Regions from separate parts of the Homo sapiens genome. Here region 1 is linked to region 2. Evidence: chromatin contacts called from ENCODE Hi-C or POLR2A ChIA-PET data. All regions are on one chromosome and are shown on one strand. Each heading gives the region's core, a stretch centred on a gene start or an enhancer-like site at or near the end of the contact. The rest is flanking DNA. Distances are from core to core; before and after follow the strand shown.

What was found. Hi-C counts contacts between places; a loop is a spot of excess contacts on that map. ChIA-PET counts read pairs that join two places held with the same protein, here RNA polymerase II (POLR2A). Pooled maps may share reads with other maps.
Region 1: a pooled map shows a loop between it and region 2 (2.3-fold over the local background). The contact joins the enhancer-like site here to the promoter of LINC01590 in region 2. A Hi-C loop is called at or near these places in 5 of 50 pooled maps. POLR2A ChIA-PET finds 5 or more read pairs at or near these places in 3 of 52 experiments (B cell, WTC11 and activated CD4-positive, alpha-beta T cell).

What each region holds. Positions count from the first base shown.
Region 1 is chr6:87,658,838-87,661,843 of GRCh38, reverse strand. All of the region lies in intron 16 of ORC3 (origin recognition complex subunit 3), which reads right to left. Among named protein-coding and RNA genes, the nearest start is that of AKIRIN2, 42 kb to the left of the region's middle. Within about 2 kb of position 1,448, at least 4 of the 41 ENCODE cell types and tissues checked have a DNase peak (open chromatin) inside an H3K27ac peak, as active enhancers do.
Region 2 is chr6:87,395,707-87,398,664 of GRCh38, reverse strand. It overlaps LINC01590 (long intergenic non-protein coding RNA 1590), which reads right to left and starts at 1,541. Exons shown (of 2, transcript NR_026784.1): 1 at 288-1,541.

The DNA of each region.
Region 1 (3,006 bases), core at 199-2,698, 260 kb before region 2:
TTTGGCACACATAACCCATAGACAGAGTAATGTCACTAACTGGATTAAAGTATATAGTTAACTCACATGACTTCATAAAGAAGATTTCTGGGGCTTAGTCCAGTCCTGAGCCTAAAGTATTTTGGCCACATGACAGCTTGTGTCAGCTCCTTTTCCTACCAGTACAAGCAGAGCAAAGCAGCTACCTCAGCCCAGTCACTGGGGACATTATTCCCCTTCTTCCAAGTATCCTTTCTCTTCTTCTGGAGAGGATACCACTCCCTAGAAATCCCCTACACTTGCTTTGTCCCGATGTGGCCAGGAGCTCTGAAGAAGAGAGGAAGTGGAAAGGGTATTCAACATGGACATCACTCTTCACCATCCTCCTTTTCTCCCCCATCTCAAGAGCTAATGACCCCTTGCTCATTCTAATTCTAGGTGCTGCTCCTTCTCCAGAGTCAACTGGAACAAAACTTACTTGCAAAGAGTGTATGATTTTGACTTGATCCTCACTAAGAAACAATATTCTATACCTCAGATACTGTTAACATCTTAATTACTCAAGGTTAAGTTAACTTAGCTGTAGCTTCAGGAAATAGTTTCTGTGATGGCTGGCTACCAATTTGTAATTTCTGACCATAAACTCTTCCTACACTAACCTCAGGCAGTTATTTCCCAATCATTATACATGGCTGTCATTAAAAGATCTTGTTGCAGTCCCTGCTATGTAATAAGGATTGGATATCTAACAAGGCAATCAGATAGAGTCAACTTCAGAAACTCAAACTATCGCCTCACATTTTAACATTTTTACATGTGATATATAGAAATTCAGGCATTTCCCAAGGCAAAAGACCTCTCTAGATATCCTCAAAGAACCATCAGAGCAAAAATAAAATATCTGCCTTAATTTTGTTTCCACTGGCTACATTAGTTGAACAACAACAGTAACAAAATACATTATACATTAGAATTTTTATCTGACTGCAGACTTGGAGATTGACATAGAAATATACTTCTGTGACTTATTTATGTGAGAAGAAGTAAGCAATGAGTCTGGCACTAAAGCACTGCATTATGCTCATTTTGGATTCAGACCAGACAAATGATAGGCCTTCCCTGAAAGAGGTGGTTCTGAAGGAACTGGAGGAATTAGTATCAACAAGGGCTACAAAGTTGAAGCTTGCTATTGGCAAAAACAGTAACTTAGAAAGTGGCAATTTATTCTCATCTCTCAAGATCTGGCAACTTATTCTTGCCTGCCAGTATTTTTGCCAAGAGCTGCTCATGGTATACTGTGAACTCTGCCTCCTGAAGTCTCCTGCTTATATTTGTCTTTAAAGGACATCCTTTCTCCATAACTCCAAGCTCTGCCCAGACATCTGTGGTGTGGCTGTTGAGGGCAGTGTAGAGAAATGGAGAGGGCCTTTTGGCAGATGTCAGGAGAATGAGACTGTGTGACCTTGCATGAGTCACAGCCCCTCTCTGGCCTTTAGCTGCCACAGGGCTGACTCTTCAGGTCTCTTTTAGCTTTAACATGCTACAATTCTAATCTCTTCCCTCCTGGGACAATCTTGGTAAAGACACTAAATCCTAGTATGGAAGATTTTGTGATTTTACAACAAAACACATTTAATTATACTGAGCATTATTTCAACAACTGCTCAGAAAGGTAAAAAGTCAGACATATTAGGTGAAGGATCATGACAGGGAAACGGCTGATGTGATTTCAGAGCCTACAATTTGGAATTTGTAAGAACTCTGGAACCTGACATTTGGCCTAAAATTGGCAAATCACATTGCAAAATTATTTTTAGTGACTACCATGTTCACTGCCTGGTAAAAGGGAAGAGTCAAGAGTTTGGGGCTAGACTCTACAAGAACAGGAAAGCCCAGTAGGGCAAGGTTAACTCTGTGGGTTCTATGTAATTTTTGACCAGTATTTGGCCAATATTGCAGTTCATCACTTTTTTTTTTTTTCTCGAGATGGAGTCTTGCTCTGTTGCCTAGGCTGGAGTGCAGTGGTGCGATCTCAGCTCACTGCAACCTCTGCCTCCCGGGTTCAAGCCATTCTCCTCCCTCAGCCTCCCAAGTAGCTAGGATTACAGGTGTGCGCCACCATGCCCAGCTATTTTTCGTATTTTTAGTAGAGTCGGGGTTTCACCATGATGGTCAGGTTGGTCTCAAACTCCTGTCCTCAAGTGATCTGCCCACCTTGGCCTCCCAAGATGCTGGGATTACAGGCGTGAGCCAATGCGCCCGGCCTTGGTTGATCGTTTTGGACCTTTTCATGGCATTAGCAATTTCTCCCCAATGACTAGGAACAATGACTCTGTCCCCACATTATTCTGGAAAACTAAGCTTTTCACTTTCAGAAAAGACATGTAATTTGTCAGAAAAGCACTCTTTCTCTTTAATAATTGTGCTGCTATTTTCTCAGTACTTTATTCAGTGCCTAGCCTGCTGTTGGGTTTAAACTGCCATTAAAAATTACAATAAACAGGGCCGGGCGCGGTGGCTCACGCCTGTAATCCCAGCACTTTGGGAAGCCGAGGTGGGTGGATCATGAGGTCAGGAGTTCAGGACCAGCCTGACCAACATGGTGAAACCCCGTCTCTACTAAAAATACAAAAATTAGCCAGGCCTGTTGGCACATGCCTGTAATCCCAGCTACTCGGGAGGCTGAGGCAGGAAAATCCCTTGAACCCGGGAGGCGGAGGTTGCAGTCAGCCAAGATCACACCACTGCACTCCAGCCTGGGCGACAGAGTGAGACTCCGTCTCAAAAAAAAAAAAAAAAAAAAAAATTACAATAAACAATGATAACAGGTTCTCCCCCCCCCGCCCCACTTTTTAGGTATTAAATCGTTTTCTTTTGCACACTTCTCATTTTTTTCTGTAGCATGCCCAACTTCCACCAAACTTAGGTGGGTGATTTTACACGGCTACATAAAGCTGACTTTTGGGAAATCCATGAATCAGAATGATCTGGGTTTCCTAAAAAGGAAACATCTTAAAATACAGGCTG
Region 2 (2,958 bases), core at 292-2,791:
GGCCTAGGTGGGTGGATCACGTGAGGTCAGGAGTTCGAGACCAACCCGGCCAACGTACAGAAACCCCATCTCTACTAAAAATACAAAAATTAGCCAGGCATGGTGGCACTTGCCTGTAATCCCAGCTATTCAGGAGGCTGAGGCAGGAGAATCACTTGAACCTGGGAAGCGGAGGTTGGGGTGAGCCAAGATCACGCCATTGCACTCCAGCCTGGGAGACAGAGTGCAAGACTCCATCTCAAAAAAAGAAAAGAAAAGAAAAAGAAAGAAAGATAGTAATAACTCACCTGAATTTCTCGTCAGCACTTCAGGATCATGATCTCTAACACTCATCTTCTCTCTGTCACACTCAGGGTTGGGGTGCAGCCCCAGCTGAGGTCTGAGGACAGTGGGTGGATGTGGGGCAGGGAGCTGGAAGAACACTGGAGAGACAGCAGGTAAATGAGACATGGCTTTATTCAGCAGCCCCTTCACAGGGTCAGTGTTACATTTATACACTACACAAACACTAGTGGCTGAGAGCCAGGTGGGGAGCTGCTCTATGTTATGCCTACATGGCTGTGACTATATAAGACACAGGACTGTGCACTTGCACCCCAATCCCGCTGAGATGTCTAGGCTGTTTACCTCGGCCTATTCCTGCTACCCTATGCCTGCTTGGCTACAGCACAGCCATGTTCCTTACACTCTCCAAACCTGTCCCACTCTCTGCATTCTTTATGGGATGAATTGGCATTGATTTAATAGCTGGCTCAAACCTGATCCCACTTCCCCCACTCCCTCTCCCCTCACACTCAGACCTGTCACTAAGCCTGTCCAGCCCTTCTCAGCAAGTCTCACATCCATTTCCTTCCCTAATTACTAATGCTCTCACTCAGGCAGGTTATGGGAATCTCCTAACTGTATTATCTGCTTCCAGGCTGGGGCACTCCCACAGGCAAAGCTGATAATATTACTGCCTGTGTACTGCCCTTTCTGCAGACCACAGAAGGCCCTGCAGAAGAAAATTCAGTCCTCCTCAATGGGATGCAAGACCCTCCTGCAACTGGCCTCTGTTTATCTCTAAACCTGCACTGTTCAATATGGTAGCCACTAACTGATGAAACTATTTAAATTTAAATTAGCTAGAATTAAATGAAAGTTAATATTCAATTCTTCAGTTGTACTGGCCAAATGTGGCTAGAGGCTACCGTATTGGACAGTGACAATATAGAACATTTCCATCATTGTAGAAAATTCTGTTGGATACTTACCTTACCCCTACTGCACCTGAACTCAAATTTTCAAATGATCCGCACCTTTGAGCATACTGTGCTTTAGCTGAGGCAACCTCCTTTAATTGGATTACTTACCTTGCCAACGATGCCCTTCAAAACACAGATCAAATGTCATCCTATTCAGAGAAGCCTTTCCAGCCAAGCCTCCCACTCTTGTGCAAGTGATCACTTCCTCATTTGGACGCCCATTGCACTCTCTGCAGACTTCTACCATAGCGCCCCTAACACTCCATGTCACCTAGTGTTCATGTCTGTTTCCCTTTACTACAGTGTGAGCCTGGGCTGGGGTCAGGAACCCAATCTTATTCATTTTTCTAGCCCCAGCTCTAGACTAATGCCTGACATATAGGATATGCTAAGAACTAATTTTGTGAATGAATAAATATTACCAATAAATATTCTAAGGTCAAGATTTTATCAGACTTCAGAAACAAGAGAATGCCCCAATTTAAATGCCTCACTGACAGGTAAAAACTTTGAAGAGGAAATATATTTCCAGAATGATCATCGAAATACTGGATATGCTCTTTTAAGTCGCAATGTCATGCTAGAGTTGTGTTCCATTTACAACTAACCCACGAGAGGCATGACAATTGGAGTGGATAATTGAGATGGTTTGACAGGTATAGCGAGGTGTGGCTGACTGCACACGAAGGAAATTCCAGCTTCAGCAATTATTAGATACACACCTACGACATTAAAAGCATGAAGATTTGGCTAGTCAATTCAAATATTAAGTGTCTAGGCTTAAAAATATTTTATTGGGACATTTTCCATTATAAAAATAAGACATGCTCTTTATGAAAATTTGGGAGTACAAATCTGCCACCCATAGATTCATTAACAAAGGATTAATGTTGTTAACATGTTCATGTAATGACTCACCTTATCTACATTCTTACCATATCTTATGTTACTCCTTTACAGTCAACATTACAACACAGACATTTTTATATCTTATTATGGGCTGTATTTTTAATAGCTGTATAATATGCAATTGAGTGGATGTGTCATAATTTACTGAAGTATTCCCACTATTATGTAGTATATTTTCAAGTTTTCACCATTATAAATAACAGTGGAGTTATTTGAGTATAAGAATTTTTTGTATCGCATGTAATTTATTCAGATTCCCAGATGTGAAATATCTGAGTTTTTAAATATCTGCTTCATTTGCTACTTTATTCCTAGTACCTAGAACAATGCCTATCCCATGGTAGGTATTTTATTAATAATTGTTTAATGAATATGAGATGTTAATTAAGTGGAAAAAAGCTGGCTTGATATGTAGACACCAAAAGCATGTCATAGGCATGTCTTGTGACAGGTTCCAGGGAAGACTTTGTCCCCACTTTTAAAAAAATTAATAAATTTTATTTTTTAGAGCAATTTTAGGTTCACAGCAGTATTGAGTAGAAAGTACAAAGTTCCCGTCTATCCCTATCCCCACACACCTAACCTCCCTGGCTACTGACATCCTGCACCACGGTGGCACATGTTATAATTGATGAACCCATCATTATCACCTGAAGTCCATAGTTTAGGATTCACTCTTGGTGCCGTGGAATCTATGGGTTGGGACAAATGTATAAGGACAGGTATCCACCATTACAGTATCATACAGAATAGTTTTACTGTTATAAAAATGCTCTGTGCTCTATCATCCCTCCCTTCCCCCAAC